2 separate regions of the Homo sapiens genome follow, and region 1 is linked to region 2. A link is a loop called in an ENCODE intact Hi-C map of the cell type or tissue named here. Cell type or tissue: heart left ventricle. All regions are shown on one strand. Each heading gives the region's core, and the rest is flanking DNA. Links, peaks and the distances in the headings are about the cores only.

Region 1 (8,342 bases), core at 59-8,058, 170 kb after region 2:
AAGCCCAGAAACACTGTAAAACAGGTTTCCTAATGTGGAGTCTTAAAAAGTGAAGCATCAAAAACAAGATTTACTGATAGTGGTAACTCAGAAAGGTACATTTTTAAGTTGTGAAAATTTGGGTATTTTAGGCTGGGCACAGTAGCTCATGCCTGTTATCCCAGTACTTTGGGAGGCTGAGGCAGGCGGATCACCTGAGGTCAAGAGTTCAAAACCAGCCTGGCCAACATGGCAAAAGCCGTCTCTACCAAAAATAGAAAAATTAGCTGGACGCAGTGGTGCGTCCCTGTAGTCCCAGCTACAGAAGACAGATTCCCACTGTCTTCTTAAAAGGCAAGCTACTTAGAAAGTTGTATTAGGAGATACTATTTGCGTTTGAAACAGAACATTCATCTTAAGTGTTTGTCTTTTTTTTTTTCTTGTTTTTTGTTTTTAAGAACAAAATACTCACTTGAATGAATGACCAGAGTATTAATCACAGTGGTAACTTTTATCATTATAATTCCAGGGAAATCAAAGAAGAAATCTAGAATCTACAGTGTCTCAGATTGAGAAGGAGAAAATGTTGCTACAGCATAGAATTAATGAGTACCAAAGAAAAGCTGAACAGGAAAATGAGAAGAGAAGAAATGTAGAAAATGAAGGTAAATTGTCACTACTTTTGAAAAATGATAGAATTTCTAACACTGTCATGAGGTTGTCTTTAATTTAGTGTCCATGATACATACATGAAGCTACAATCCTAAGACACTTTATAAGCTAAATAACCCAGGTCTCAGGTTAAATTTATAACATATTAAATAGTAATTAAATTAAATATTAAATTACATATTAAAGTAAATAGTAAGTAGCATTTAACTAGAGTAGTGATTGTCATCATGGTGTGCATACTGGAATCTCCTGGGAAGCTTTAAAGAGTACTGATGCCTAAATCCCAGCGATTCTAATTTAATTGGTCTAGATATGTGGCCTGAGTATCATTATTCTTTACAAGCCCCCTAGGTACTTCTAACAAGCAGCTGCGTCTAAGAACTTCTAAACCAGAATTTCTTGTGTTTTAATGCTTGTGTTACAAATATATTTAAAATACCTTTCTACTCCCATTGATGCAGTAATTTCACTTCCATAAGTTATTTCACGTACATACTCCTACTGCAAACTGATATATACACAAGGCTATTCATTGTAGCATTGTTTAAAATGACAAAAAAAATGCAGTCAATGCTGTATATGAAACATAATGTAATACATATATGAAACATAAAGGTAATGAATGCTGTAATAAATTTTAGTACATCTATATGGTAGAATACTATGTGGCTTATAAAAAATAATAAATCATCTCCTTAAATACGGTTATAAAACAGTCTCTAAGACAGATCTTTAAGTGACAGAAACGGATTGCTTGTGTTTAAAACAAGAGTACTTGTCTATATATGCTTAAATTAAATATATATTAGGGAGGAGAGCCAGTTAAGGGAGACTCAGAAGGGGCAAAAATGACTAAATGGAGAAAGGAGGACTTATTCTATACTATCTACCATTTGGTACCTTTTAAATTTTGTATTTTTATTAAGATATTGAATTATCAAGCAATTGAACTCTTGAAAAATAAATAATATTAAAACTAGCTTTATAAGTATACTATCAGTGATCTTATAAAGGGAATAAAGGAGTTTGAGATTTACAACAGTAAGAAGAAATCTTTTTGCACTCTGTATTAGAAGATAATGTTCTACTTTTTAATGAATTTAAAATGCAGGTACTTCCAAATTGGAATTTGGCTTTGGGAGTGGACCTAATGTAGCTGACTATTATGGCCTAAGACTAAATGTCTTTTTTTAAAAAAGGATTTATATGTTTCCCCTATGAAAATGTTGTAATTTCTATATATTATTCTTTCATTTTCTAGTTTCTACATTAAAGGATCAGTTGGAAGACTTAAAGAAAGTCAGTCAGAATTCACAGCTTGCTAATGAGAAGCTGTCCCAGTTACAAAAGCAGGTAAGTGTTTCAAATGAGGTTCCTTTTTAAAAAAATTGTAGATAATTAAATTATATCGTACTTTGGTCAGAAACCTATTTTTTTGCTTTCTTTTTAAATAGCTAGAAGAAGCCAATGACTTACTTAGGACAGAATCGGACACAGCTGTAAGATTGAGGAAGAGTCACACAGAGATGAGCAAGTCAATTAGTCAGTTAGAGTCCCTGAACAGAGAGTTGCAAGAGAGAAATCGAATTTTAGAGAATTCTAAGTCACAAACAGACAAAGATTATTACCAGCTGCAAGCTATATTAGAAGCTGAACGAAGAGACAGAGGTCATGATTCTGAGATGATTGGAGACCTTCAAGGTAATATTTTTTCTTATTGTGGTAAAATATACGTAACATGAAATTTATTATAACATTTTAACCATTTTTATATATACAGTTCAGTGGGATTAAATGCAGTTCACAATGTATGCAACCATCATCATATAAGTGGAATCATACAGTGTTTGTCCTTTTGCGTCTGGCTTTTTTCACTTAGCACAATGTCTTCAAGGTTTATCCATGTTGTGTGTGTCAGATTTTCCTTCCTTTTTAGGGCTCAGTAATATTCCATGGTATGTGTATACCACATTTTGTTCATCCACTCATCTATCAATGGAAGGAATATTTTATAATTTTTATTTTTAATTGTTAAAAATATATAACATAAAATTTACCATCTTGACCATTTTTAAGTCTAAGTTAATATATTTATGATCATATTACCCTCATAAAGAAAATGACTTTGGTGAAACCAGAAATGGTTGCATTCTTTTTTATTGTTTACGTTTTTTTGAGATAGGAACTTGCTCTGTTGCACAGGCTGGAGTGCAGCGGCATGATCACAGCTCACTGCAGCCTTGAACTCCTGAGGTCAAGCAATTCTCCCACCTCAACCTCCTGAGTAGCTGGGACTACAGGTGCATGCCACCATGCCCAGCTAATTTTTGCATTTTTTGTAGAGACGGGGTTTCACCATTTTGCCCAGGCTGGTCTCAAACTCCTGAGCTCAAGCGATCCGCCCACCTCGACCTCCCAAAGTGCTGGCATTATGGGTGTGAGACACCACACCAGGCCAGCATTCTTTCTCTTTTAGAATAATGCCCACATTTGTATCACATTGTAATTTCTTCACCCTCACAGGTACTCCTGCAGGGTATGTAATGTGGATATTTTTCAGTTTTACAGACAAATTAACCAAAAACTTCATTTAAAAACTTGCCTAATTCATAAAGGTTTTACTCAAAGTGAGACTAATCCAGGCAAAGAGGATTATCACTATTAAAACCTAGGAATTCCTCATGCATCGTTGGTAGTAATAGAAAGTCAGTTGCAGAAATAAAATCCCATTACACATTAAAAGTTAGATACTTGGGAATGTTTGAACTGGAGATATTGACAGTCTTTGTGAATCTAAGAGGCAGAAGATTGAGTATAACTAAGTGAATAAATGAACAGTTTTTAAATAGTAATAAAATTCAGTTTGTTTTCAAAAAGATTCCTGGCTTTACCTACTCACATATTTTTCTATTTTCTATTCCTGTTAGCAGCAGCATCCATACTACCTAATCAAAACAAATATGCATAGAAGTTGCCAGATGTCTCAGGAAAAAATTGGAGGGAGGAGTTCTTTTTAACCTTAGTTAGAGATGGGAACATAGTTTCAGGTCCCTTGGGGCTTGATGATTAGCTATAATTCAGTGGAGAGAGGTCAGGGTCAGTTTTTGTGACTAAGGAAACAGAAAATACAATCTCCTGTTGGTTCTTAGCTGAGGAGTGTTGTGCAATCATATTTCTCAGGGACCAGGCTTAAAATAGATCTGATTATAACTAAGAAAGTAACCACTTTATATGTAATAGGAAAGTCACAGACTTCCTTAAATTGTTTTCCTAGGCCTTTTTATACAGCTTATTAGCTGTTTGAAAGTCTCTTCATCTCCCTTCTTTATCTGTAAACCAAGGAGATAAGAATAGGTTACCTCTATAAATCCTTCCAATTCTAAAATTCTTATAAGTTTGTGATCTGTGTTTGACTGAGCTTTAAGCTCCTTGCTTCAGAGGCAGAGATCATCCATGTACTATCAACAGTGGTTTTTAACTGAATCTATTTTTTAGATATCAGTAAAAGTTAAGGAAAATTTATAGCATGATTTATTGTTAGTTTATTCTTTTTCAGAGTTTAATTTGGAACTTAAACGTGAATAAAAGCTCACATACACTAAAATAATGCACACAACTTATGTGAGTTTCAACATACATATAAAAGTGCATTGTGGGTTTTTAAAAAAATCACAATGCTTATATTAGTCTTTTCTGGTCTTTAAGAACTTTCAGGTCTCTCAAGTATAAATTTAGTTTGGGATGGTGGGCTTCTGGCAGAGTCTTGATTGTTATTCATTAATTGAATGTCCTCCATATATGATCTCTGTTGCATAGTCTTTTTTATTTTTTACTTTTTATAACCTTTTAAAGTATAAAAACCATTCTTAGCTTGACATCTGTACAGAAACAGGCTGCAGCCCTGATGTTTGCCAGTACCTGGACTAGTGCAACAGTAAGGCTGCAATTGATTATAGGGAAAGTTTCCAAAAGTTCAGGCTATAGAGGCTTAATGAAAGTGATCAAAATGTTATGGAGGATTGAAATTTTAACTGAATTGATAAGCTTTCATCTAGTAAGTTTATCTCTGATTCTTCAGATTGAAAGGCAAAAATCAATTTTTTTAAATTAACCATTTTTAAAAGTCTTTTTCTGTTTTTTTTAATTGTTTGCTTGGAACCAGAAGTGCTTCAGATTTTGGATTTTGGGTGGTTTGTGAGAATATTTGCATTATGTATACTTACCAGTTGAGTATCCCAAATCTGAAATCCTTGAATGTCATGTCAGTGCTCAAAAAGTTTCAGAATTTGGAGCATTTTGGATTTTTGGATTTTCCAATTAAGGATGCCTAACCTGTACTATAGTGACCTCTTGTGTACTCATTAAGCTTCAAAAACCTTCATTTGGTAGCCAGTCGTGTTTCATTTTGTACCTCCACCTCCCCTTCCCAATCCTCTGACACTGAATTATTTTGAAGCTCATATCAGGCACCACATTGTCCTTTTGTAAATACATCCTAATTTGTAAATATTTCATTATCTTAAAGATAGGGACTCTTTTTTAAAAAGACAAACATAACTACAATGCCATTATCAAAGGTAGAAAATAGGTGACAGTTATATAATATTATAAAATATCTAATTAGTGCTTAAGTTCCTCTAGTAGTCTCATAATTTGTTCTTATTGCATTTATTTTGCTTGAATTTGGATCCAAAGTTTGGACATTGCATTTCATTAATACGTCCCTTAAGTTTATTTTAATCTGTATTTTCCTCCTCCCTTTTGTGTTCTTTGTAATCTCTTTTTGCTGTTGTTTTCGGTTAAAGAAACCATGTTTTTTTCGTCCTGTGAGTGGCTCCTGTTCAGAATTTTACTGATTTCATCTGCTGGTATCATTTAGCATGTTGCTCTGTCCGCCGTAGTACTTTAAACTAGACGTTAGATCTAGAGATGTGATCTACTTCGGTAGGACTTTGTCAAGAATACTTGTAAGTAGTATTTAGGTACCAGGAGACACATAAACATAAAATCTGGGCTGGGTGCAGTGGCTCACACCTGTAAAACCAACACTTTGGGAGGCTGAGGTGGGTGGATCTCTTGAGCCCAGGAGTTTGAGGCCAGCCTGAACAACATGACGAAACCTCATCTCTACAAAAAATAAAAAATTAGCGAGGTATGGTGGCATGCACCTGTAGTCCTAGCTACTTAGGAGGCTCAGGTGGAGGATTGCTTGAGCCCAGGAGATGGAGGTTGCAGTGAGCTGAAATCGTGCCACTGTACTTCAGCCTGGGCAACAGAACAAGACCCTGTCTCAAAAACAACAACAAACAAACGAATGAAAAAACATAAAGTCTGGCTGTATCTTTTTGTGGTGTTAGTAGCCATTGATGATCATTGCCTAGGTCCTTTGTTTCTTTAGGAATTTGCAGTGGTGATCATCTATTTTTATCCATCTTCCTTCATTTGTTAATTGGAATACTACTCTAGAGATGAACATTTCCTCATCAATTATATAGTAGTTACTTTGAGGTACAGCTTATAAAAGAAAGTCAGGTTAAATACTTAATTCTTTGTCAGTTTTTGGAACAGTGAGTTATTTCCCAGGCATCCTCCAAAGATGATTAGTGAATTTTTAAAATATATTTGTGAACTCATGAATTTTAATATATTTAATATATGTTAGCCCTTTGCATTATTCTTAATGATGCTCACATGAAGTTTAGTAGGAATTCTTTAAGTTTAGACACTACCCTAGTAGTTTTAGATCACATCCTTGCTTTTTGATATGCATAGATTTTCCAGAATTATTTTTTGTCCCAGACCTGAAATCACCCATTTGCCTAGGAACTCCGGTTCCTTTTGTAGCATATGACATTCGGGGTCTATAACCTGAATTCTATGGGTGCTCACTACTGTTGGGTTGGTCAATGTTTGTAGGTGATTTTAATGGACAGAGGTAGGAAACAATTTTTTTTGTAATTAATAATTTCTTATTGTGATCAGGAACTATTAAAAGATTTCTACTTTGGGATTTCTACTTTTAATGATTTTTTTTCTGGCTTAGTTTATAAATGATTTTTGCATTTCACTGTTACATGGGCATTTGAAAATTGTCGATTTTTGTATGAAACATCTTTTTGGGTGAAAAGTTGATCCGTTTTCTAATGTAATCCATCAGTTTTCTAAGATTGCATTTATTCTTTGTCCCTTTGTTCTGTCAAATTTTAAAATGTGTTTTAAAAGTTTTCACTATCATTGTGGGTTTTTTCTCATAGCCTCCCATGTATTTCTTTTCTTTTTTTTTTTTTGAGACGGAGCCTCACTCTGTCACCCAGGCTACAGTGCAGTGGCATGATCTCGGCTCATTGCAACCTCTGCCTCCCAGGTTCAAGTGGTTCTCCTGCCTCAGCCTCCCAAGTAGCTGGGACTACAGGCATGCGCCACCATGCCCAGCTAATTTTTGTATTTTTAGTAGAGACAGGGTTTCACCATGTTGGCCAGGATGTCTTGATCTCTTGACCTCGTGATCTGCCTGCCTCAGCCTCCCAAAGTGCTGGGATTACAGGCGTGAGCCACCATGCCTGGCAGCCTCCCTTGTATTTCTAACAGCTTTTGCTGTCTATATTTTTTAATTAAGGTGAAATTCTTGTAACAAAAAGCTAACCATTTAAAAATATACAATTCAACAGCATTTACTACATTCAAAATGTTCACAAATACCTCCTCTATGTGGTTCCAAAACATTTCATTTTGAAACTACAAAATAGGATCCATTAAGCTGCCCCTCCCTATTCTCCGCTCCACTATCTCCTGGCAACCACCAATTTCCTTTCTGTCTCTGAATTTACCCGTTCTGGATATTTCGTATAAATGGCATCATAGAATGTGTGACCTTTTGTGTCAGGCTTTTTTCACTTAGCATAATGTTTTACAGGTTCATCTATATTGTAGCATGTGTCAGTAGTTCATTCATTTGTGGCTGAGTAATATTCTGTTATATGTATTTACCACATTTTGCTTAGCCATTCATCTGTTGATGATATACATATAACAGAATATTACTGTGGATTGATTCCACCTTTTGGCTATTGTAAATAGCACTCCTTCAACATTTGTGTACAAGTATTTGTTGGAGTACCTGTTTTTAATTCTTTAGGGGTGTATATTTAGGAGTGGAATTTCTGAGTCATCTTGTAATTCTATGTGTAACTTTGGAGGAATTTCCAAACTGTTTTCTGCAATGGCTGCACCATTTTACATTCCTGTCAGCAATGTACAGGATTCCAGTTTCTCCATATCCCTGCCAACACTTGGTATTTTCCTTTTTTTCAGTTAGTTACTCTAGTGGGTATGTGGTGGTTGTCCCATTGCTGTTTGTTTTGATTTTCATTGTCCCTAATGACTAATGATATTGAGCATCTAATATCCAGTTGTCCCAGCAACATTTGTTTGAAGAGACTATTCTTTCCTGTGTAAATGGTCTTGGCATCTTTGTTGAAAATCGATTGGCAGCCAGGTGCAGTAGCTCACACCTGTAATCCCAGCACTTTGGGAGGCTGCGCTGGGCAGATCGCTTAAGCTCAGGAGTTTGAGTCCAGCCTGGGCAACGTGGCAAAACCATGTCTCTACTAAAAATACACAAATTAGCCAGGCATGATGGCACGTGCCTGTAGTCCCAGCTACTTGGGGGACTGAGGCCGGAGGATCACTTG
Region 2 (8,342 bases), core at 273-8,272:
TTAGAAACCAGCCTGGCCAACATGGTGAAACCCTGTCTCTACTAAAAAATACAAAAATTATCCAGGTATGGTGGCTGGCACCTGTAATCCCAGCTACTCAGGAGGCTGAGGCAGGAGAATTGCTTGAACCTGGGACGTAGAGGTTGCAGTGAGCCGAGATCTTGCCACTGCACTCCAGCCTGGGCGACAGACAGAGACTCTGTCTCAAAAATAAATAAATAAATAAATAAAGCAAATATGTGGTACTTTGGGTCAGATAACTGCCGAGGGTATTACTTCCCACCTCAGAGGCGCCTGGTGTTTTTGGAGTGGCTGCACGGTCAGGGCTATAGTGGGCACCATGGGAGTCGGCTCACAGCCCTGCAGTTCCTCTGGAGTCAGGGTGCTGAGGCAGTGGTGGCAGTGAGGGGGCTGGATGAATCTGCAGAAAAGGCTCTGGGGACAATTTGGATTCCCTTTAACTGGAACAGAGACAAGGTGATGCAGACAGAAAACATTGTATATTTAAGCCTGGTCCCAATATCCCTCCAACCTTCACTGCCTTCAGCGAGGACCATGTTGGAAGCAGGTAGTCCTGAGGACACACGGCTCCAGCTGGAAATAACAAATGTTCAAGTAAAGCTGAAACCTTTTACCTTTCTACTATTGTGCCTTGGGATTTCATAATAATTCTGGATGTTGAAACAGAATAGAAATGTTCTGTTGAGAACTGACAGGGAGGTTTGAAGATATTTGGGTAGTATCTTGGCCTTTGACCTTACCGCAGACTAGAAGTGATGGAAAGAAAAGAGGTACCAGATGATCGGTGAGACAAGATGGCAGTCCCCTCACACCTTTATGAGGTGATCCTGGCCTGTAGAAGCCCAGTTTCTACAGAACTAATGCCACTAGGGGCCTTTGTGATACCCAGTGGAGGCACTGGCTTCTAGTCCTAGTTAATTGGATTCCAAGTGAGCCTCTGGGACCTAGAGAAGTTGTCAGAACTGATGTTTTTTCCTTGTTTGGATAGAATTAGTGATGTCAGAAATATCTCCTCTGTGGACACTTGTAAGCACCTGGATTTCTAGGAGTTCACTCTACCTGAGCACAAGAAAGATTGAGGAAGCCAGATCAGTGGACACACTGGAAAAATTCCTGGAAAATTTGAAGAATGCAGGGATTGAACCAGATGATTACTTCATGAGTCTCTGTGAGAAGAAACTAGAAGAACTCAAAGCTAAGGAGCAGTCAGGAACCCAGACAAGAAAGCCATTCTGGTTTTCATCTCAGAACATGTGTGATATTGGCAGGACGCAGTGGCTAATGTCTGTAATCCCAGCACTTTGGGAGGCCGAGGCAGGCACATCACTTGAGCTCAGGAGCTCGAGACCAGCCTGGCCAACGCGATGAAACCACATCTTTACCAAAACTACAAAAATTAGCCAAGCATGCTGGTGAGTGCCTGTAGTCTCAGCTACTGGGGAGGCTGAGGCAGGAGAATCACTTGAACCCAAGAGGCAGAGGTTGCAGTGAGCTGAGATTGTGCCACTACACTCCAACCTGGGTGACAGGGCAAGGTTCTATCTAAAAAAAAATTAAGTTAAATAAATAAGTAAACAAGAACACATGTGATATCATCTGTAAGGAAGCAGGCACGCCCTCCTTACACTAATATAGTGGCTTTGCTTTTTGCTTTTTTTTTTTTTTTTTTTTTAAAGACATGGGGTCTCAGTCTGTCACCCAGGCCAGAATGGAGTGGTGTGATCATAGCTCACTGCAGCCTCCTACTTCTGGGCTGCTCAAGTGATCCTCCCGCCTCCACTTCCTGAGTAGCTGGTACCACCCACGTGTGCCACCACCCTCAGCTACTAGTGACTTTGCTTTAAATAAATGGTGGAATCCTAAATTTACAATTAAAAATTTCCCTAAAAGATGAAAGATCTACAATTTTTTGGTTGGGTATTTTATAGGACTTGGGAACTAATTGTTGAGGAAGCTATGACACCTGCAGATGGAGGGCTGATCTTGTATGGAGTTAACAGGAGGACCGTGTCCACAGATGACGCTGCATTTGTGTTTCTCTGGATGTGTAGTATTGTGAAGACATTGCTTACTTTTATGCCTCCAAATCATGCATCACCTTTGATGTATCTGTTCATCCTTCTTGAAACTCAGGATTGTACAGTCTGTTCCTCCTGGGACCTGAATTTGTCTTGGAGGTGGCTTTTAGAAATCCTCTATATGTTATCCTGTTGACATGCACTGTGTATTCGTTTCTTCTTTCTCCTCTCCTGAACCTGCTATTCTTCCATTTCTGTCTGTGTAGAAGCACTCAACAACTACAGTTTCTGCTCACTTAATGCATTCTATATATTCGTTCTATACACTGGACTCAGTGCTTGCCACGTATTGTCTCACAATGACCCTCTGAGGTAAATACCGCTATCCCCATTTTATCTGTGAGAAAATTGAGGCTTAGAGAGCTTAATGTCTTGCCCAAGGTTCACCTTTCCAAAGTAGGCATCCACAAAGTATGAGGCAGACAGTTCTAAAGAAGAAAGATAGCTGAGGTTGACTCAAATCTTCTCTCACATGGATGGAAGTTTTTGACTTAGAAATACATACCGATTTCCATGGGTATCTGTGGGCCCCAGGCCTGCTTGGTAAAAGGGGTCTGATTTCTTGTCTGCTGTGTGAGCCAAAGGAAGCTTAACATCCTCTGAACTGAACCTTCCTTCGCTCTTTGGAAGGAGGCGGTCACCACAGGTACTTGGGAGTTAGAGGACAGGACTTTGTAGGGTTGATCCGAGCCCCTGCTTGCCCGAGGCAGCAGTTCTTTCAGTGACCAGACGGTGCCAAATCGATGTTCCTTGCTTTCCAGATGAGCTTTTTGTTTTTAAGATTAAGGAGGCTGAGAAGGGTCTGCCCACAGTCACCAGCTTACGGTTTGCTGGCCTCTGTGCCTGCTTATCTACCTGGGTAGCACTGGGCAGGTGGTGCTTTGAGCCAAAGGTCCAAAGGCCGTTAGCATTTCTGGGGAAAATAGTGGCTGTTTTTCTGAGCCAGATCTCTAGATTTGGGTTTACATGGGGTCCTTTCATGGACTATCCTGAGTATCGGTGGTAAAATGTCTTGGGGCATACAAATTTGTCTGAATCTGACATACCACTGCTATCTTTCCAAGTGGTATTACAAGAAAAAAAATTTTGTGATGTGTTTGTTCTAACAGAAATGCCAAGGCTTTAAGATAAAGATAAGATGATAATGGGAAAAAAGAAAAACAAATATAAAGTCCTTTAGGGAGATGTTTTCATATCTCTCAGGCCAGCCTGACTCAATCTCAACTCCCTTCAGCCAAGATAACTTAATTATACCGTTTATTATTAATAATACAGTTTTATTATTACATGAAGTCCTCATTTTATACTCCTGGTTGCCTAAAATTTGCAGCTATTTTATTTTGCTTTTACATAATTTCATTCTGAGATAAAGAGTTTCTACCAATTTATCACTTATCCAGGAAAAGACTGTATAAAGGAAAAGACTACCATTTGTCCAGAAACAAAGTATGTTCTCTAAAAGAAGTCATCAAATTAAAGCTGAAGTGTGGAAGTAATAACATTGTTATCATGCTTCTCTTTGAAAACAGCTGGTTATCACACTTTAGAAAACCATGGGCCCAATGACTGTCTCAAAAGGAACACAGACCTTTGGCATCATTGTACCGGTGAGTACCTATCCCACCATACGGTGGCTGAGCTAGTGAAATCTATTTATATAACCCTGCTGGTGTTCTTCGTACATGTGTTAAACAATCAAGGTGAAATGGTATTACTATCAAAGATAGTCAACTGAGGAGAGGCAATTATAAGCAGCCAGAATCTGCGAAACAGCTATGACATTCACTCATTTTGCATTCAGGCTTGTTTTTCCGCCATTTCTTTTCCTATATGTGGCTATGCTACCACTAGATGGCAGTGCAATGGCATTCTGGTGGTCTTTAAACGAAGAGCCACGATACTGGCTTCAGGACTTCCCCTCAGCCTGGCTGAAAAGTAGAACTGAGACTTCCATTGCCTTCATCTATCCATCCATCCAACCATCCATCCATCCATCCATCCATCCATCCATCCATCCATCCATCCATCCATCCATCCATCCACTCATTCACCCAACAAATATTCATTGCCTTTAAAAATAACTCTTGATAATTATACAGTTGAGTTTAAAATGATATTGCCAGAATTGTATTAAAGTTGACTGAAAGAGACCAGAGAGAAAATGAACAGATTGAAGTACATTGTTTGTGCACCGTCGGTACAGGGTAGAAGTCCAAAAGTGGGTGCTAGGATGTTTCCAAGCACAAGGGATCAAGCATTAGGTTTGGTCTCAAATCAAGGAGGTAGTAAAGGGCTGAGGGAGCTTTGGGAGCCATTTCTTGGGATGGGATCAGAAATCTAAAGTAATTGAAGGTCAGAGTTTTGGAACCAGAGTAACAGATAGCCACCAGTCAGAAATACGGTGCTGTAAATGAATTTTGGTCGCTGATGTCCTTGTGGATCCAGGCAATTTTGTAGAATTCTCACACATATAGCTGCCAGCAGAGGCAATTTGGTACTCAGCTTGCCAATTCTTAAGCACGTACTATGAGTTTCCTTGTACACAGTCAAGGAGAGAAGCATCTGGTTCCTTTGCTTACATATTTGCTGCTTGTGTACTTCTTTCCTGTTCTGTTGTTTCTAGCCTATATTTCACCTGCATCTGTTAGAAGTTTTAACTTCTTTACGAAGAGAGCTTTATAAGACTACTCCTAAACTAAAAAGGGTCTGGGCATGGTGGCTCACACCTATAATTCCAGCACTTTGGGAGGGCAACATAGCAAGACCCCATCTCTACAAAAAATACTTAAAAATTAGCTGAGCATGGTGGTGCGTGCCTCTAGTCCCAGCTACTTGACAGGCTGAAGTGGGAGGATCACTTGAACCCAAGAAGAGGTTGCAGTGAGCCGTGATCCTGCTACTGCACTCCAGCCTGGGCAACAGAGTAAGACCCTGTCTCTAAAACAAAACAAAACAAAACAAAACAAAACACTACTGAGAGAAGTGGATTATTCTCCCCATCTGACTTCTTCAGTTCAAACTGCCTTCCACCAGAACATTAAAAAGGGCAAAATTTGCTATCCCCTAATGATCAAAAGTATGATTTTATTCTTTCAATATGTAGAGAGAACCACATAAAATTGAGAGGGTAGCTTTGTCGTCTAAGGTAATGGCTTTTAAATCTTTTAGAACCCAAACCTCAATCAGAAATATATATTACTTCACAACTGTGGCGGCCCCTGGCCTGTTTGCTCTCAAATCCTTTCCTATTCTGCTGCAATGTCATGGGTATGCTGATCCCAACAGGCTGTGTTTCTGAGGCTCTCATGTTGTTAAGTGATTACTGGCTGGGTCCTACTGATACGAGGCCCTGCCACAACGCTGGAGAGTGGGAAGAATGGAAAAGCTAGGATGATTCTCCTTGCCTTTCTCTGCCCGAGGTGCATCTCTGACAGTGGCTAAATCTCCTCCCTGGCTCCAGCTCCAGCCAGAAAGGCCCTCCTGTCATTAGATGAGTCCAGTTCTGGGATCTAACCACACTGCCTCCTCTCTTTGTCCCTCTAGTCGAAAAGGATTAGTGGTTTCTGCTGCTGCTAATCTCTGGTTGCCTCACCTTCCCCTATTTGGCTTCTCAGCGTTATCATTTGTGTAACCAGTTTCCTGTATTAAATTCCGTATATTAAAAACAGATCGAATGACGGTTTCTTTTTTGTGACACATTATTATAGTACATATATACATATATATGAAACTGAAACAAATGTTTCATTAACCATATTCCTCTTACTGTGTGCAATGATTTCTTATATTAGTCTATTTTCACTTTATGCATTTATTTTGAGGCAGAATCGCTCTCTGTCGCCCAGGCTGGAGTGCAGTGGTACGATCTCAGCTCACTGCAACCTCCACCTCCCGGGCTCAAGCAATCCTCCCACCTCAGCCTCCCATTTAGCTGGGACCACAGGTGTGTGCCACCATACCTGGCTAAATTTTTTCTACTTTTTGTAGAGACTGGGGTCTCACATATTGCCTAGGCTGATTTCACACTCCTAGGCTGAAACAATCCTCCTATCTTGGCCTTCCAAAGTGCTGGGATTACAGGCATGAGCCCCACAATGGCCAGCCAATTTCACTTTTTTAAAATGCCAGTCACAACCCACTAAATTGAATTCACAACTGACTCACTGATGGATTATATCTTACTAATTTGAAAAACTCTCGCTTTAGAGACTGCATTTATTCATTTACTTTTTTCATAGTCAGGCTTGCTGAGTTATAATCTAGGCACAGTAAAATACTTTTTAGGTGCACAATGTAGGAATCTTGACGAATGTATCCAGAATATTTCCATCATCCTCAAAAGTTCCCTTGTGCTCTTTTGTAGATAACCCCTCCCTCCCTCCCTAGTCCCTAGTAACCACTGATGTGCTTTTGGTCTCTATAGTTTTATCTTTTCCAGAATGTCATATAAATACAATCATATAATATATAGCCTTCTGGCTGGGCACAGTGGCTCATGCCTGTAATCCCAACACTTTGGCAGGCTGAGGTAAGCAGATCACCTAAGGTCAGGAGTTCGAGACAAGCCTGGCCAACATGGCGAAACCCCATCTCTAATAAAAATACAAAAATTAGCCGGGCATGGTGGCTCATGCCTATAGTCCCAGCTACTCAGGAGGCTGAGGCACGAGAATTGCTTGAACCCAGGAGGTGGTGGTTGCAGTGAGCCGAGATCGTGCCACTGCACTCCAGCCTGGGTGACAGAGCAAACCCTGTCTCCAAAATATATATATATACACACAAGTATACATATGTGTGTATATATATATACATATGTGTGTGTGTATATATATGTATATAAATAGCCTTCTGCATCTGGTTTTATTCACTTAGCATAAGGCTTTATATAGTCATCCATTTTATTTTTTTTAAAATTTTTTTATTTTTGAGATGCTCTGTTGCCCAGGCTGGAGTGCAATGGCGCATTCTAGGCTCACTGCAACCTCTGCCTCCTGGTTTCAAGTGATTCTCCTGCCTCAGCCTCCCAAGTAGCTGGGAGTACAGGCACATGCCACCACACCTGGCTAATTTTTGTATTTTTAGTAGAAACAGGGTTTCACCATGTTGGCCAGGCTGGTCTTGAACTCCCAACTTTGTGATCCACCTGCCTCGGCCTTCCAAAGTGCTGGGATTACAGGCGTGAGCCACCGTGCCTGGCCTATAGTCATCTATATTTCTGCATATAAAATTAGTCCATCCCTTTTACTGCTGTGTGATATTCTATGGATGTACTATGATGTATTTACCGATTCAGCTATTGAAAGACATCTTGGTTGCTTCCAGTCATTGTTGGTTATGAATAAAGCTGCTATAAAAATTTATTTATTTATTTATTGAGATGGAGTCTCACTCTGTCACCCAGGCTGGAGTGCAGTGGCTCTATCTCAGCTCACTGCAACCTTCACCTCCCAAGTTCAAGTAATTCTCCTGCCTCAGCCTCCAGAGTAGCTAGGATTACAGGCGCCCACCACCACATCCAGCTACTTTTTGTATTTTTAGTAGAGATGGGATTTCACTATGTTTGCCAGACTGGTCTCAAACTCCTGACCTCAGGTGATCCACCCGCCTCTGCCTCCCAAAGTTCTGGGATTACAGGTGTGAGCCACCGCACCCAGCCATACTGCTATAAAAATTTATATTCAGATATTTGTATGAACACATATCTTGATTTCCCTTGGGTACATACCTAAGAATTGGGATTGGTGGTTCATAGGGTAAATATATTTTTGTTTTGTTTTGAGACAGAGTCTCACTCTGTCGCCCAGGCTGGAGTGCAGTGGCTGCAATCTCAGCTCACTGCAAGCTCCGCCTCCCGGGTTCTCGCCCTTCTCCTGCCTCAGCCTCCCAAGTAGCTGGGACTACAGGCGCCTGCCACCACGCTCGGCTAATTTTTTGTATATTTAGTAGAGACGGGGTTTCACCGTGTTAGCCAGGATGGTCTCAATCTCCTGACTTCGTGATCTGCCCGCCTCGGCCTCCCAAAGTGCTGGGATTACCGGCGTGAGCCACTGCACCCGGCATATACATGTTTAACTTTATAAAAAAGCATGAAATTATTTTCTAAAATGGCTGTACATTTTGTATTCCCACCAGCAATGCATGAGAGTTCCAGTTGCTCTGCATCCTGGCCAGCATTTAGTATTGTCATGTTTTTTGGGGTTTTTTCTTTTTCTTTTTCTTTTTCTTTTTTTTTTGCCATTATAA

The links. Peaks named below come from ENCODE experiments on the same cell type or tissue, not always from the same donor. Only the 100,000 strongest peaks of a DNase experiment are listed, where the experiment ranks them.
Region 1: it touches region 2 in a loop (3-fold over the local background); 18 of 110 quality-filtered maps call a loop at or near these places.

Annotation. Positions count from the first base shown.
Region 1 is chr18:21,000,361-21,008,702 of GRCh38, reverse strand. ROCK1 (Rho associated coiled-coil containing protein kinase 1) reads left to right here. Exons shown (of 33, transcript NM_005406.3): 14 at 509-644; 15 at 1,913-2,004; 16 at 2,106-2,352. Among named protein-coding and RNA genes, the nearest start is that of ROCK1, 110 kb to the left of the region's middle. In heart left ventricle, for the core only: a CTCF peak has its summit at 5,007 (motif pointing left); no DNase peak of the experiment used is centred there; H3K27ac peaks cover 1,882 bases.
Region 2 is chr18:21,175,415-21,183,756 of GRCh38, reverse strand. LOC107985161 (a long non-coding RNA gene) reads left to right here and starts at 3,424. Exons shown (of 3, transcript XR_001753365.2): 1 at 3,424-3,545; 2 at 3,629-3,706. It also overlaps the pseudogene EXOGP1. In heart left ventricle, for the core only: CTCF peaks have their summits at 3,746 and 3,948 (motif pointing right); no DNase peak of the experiment used is centred there.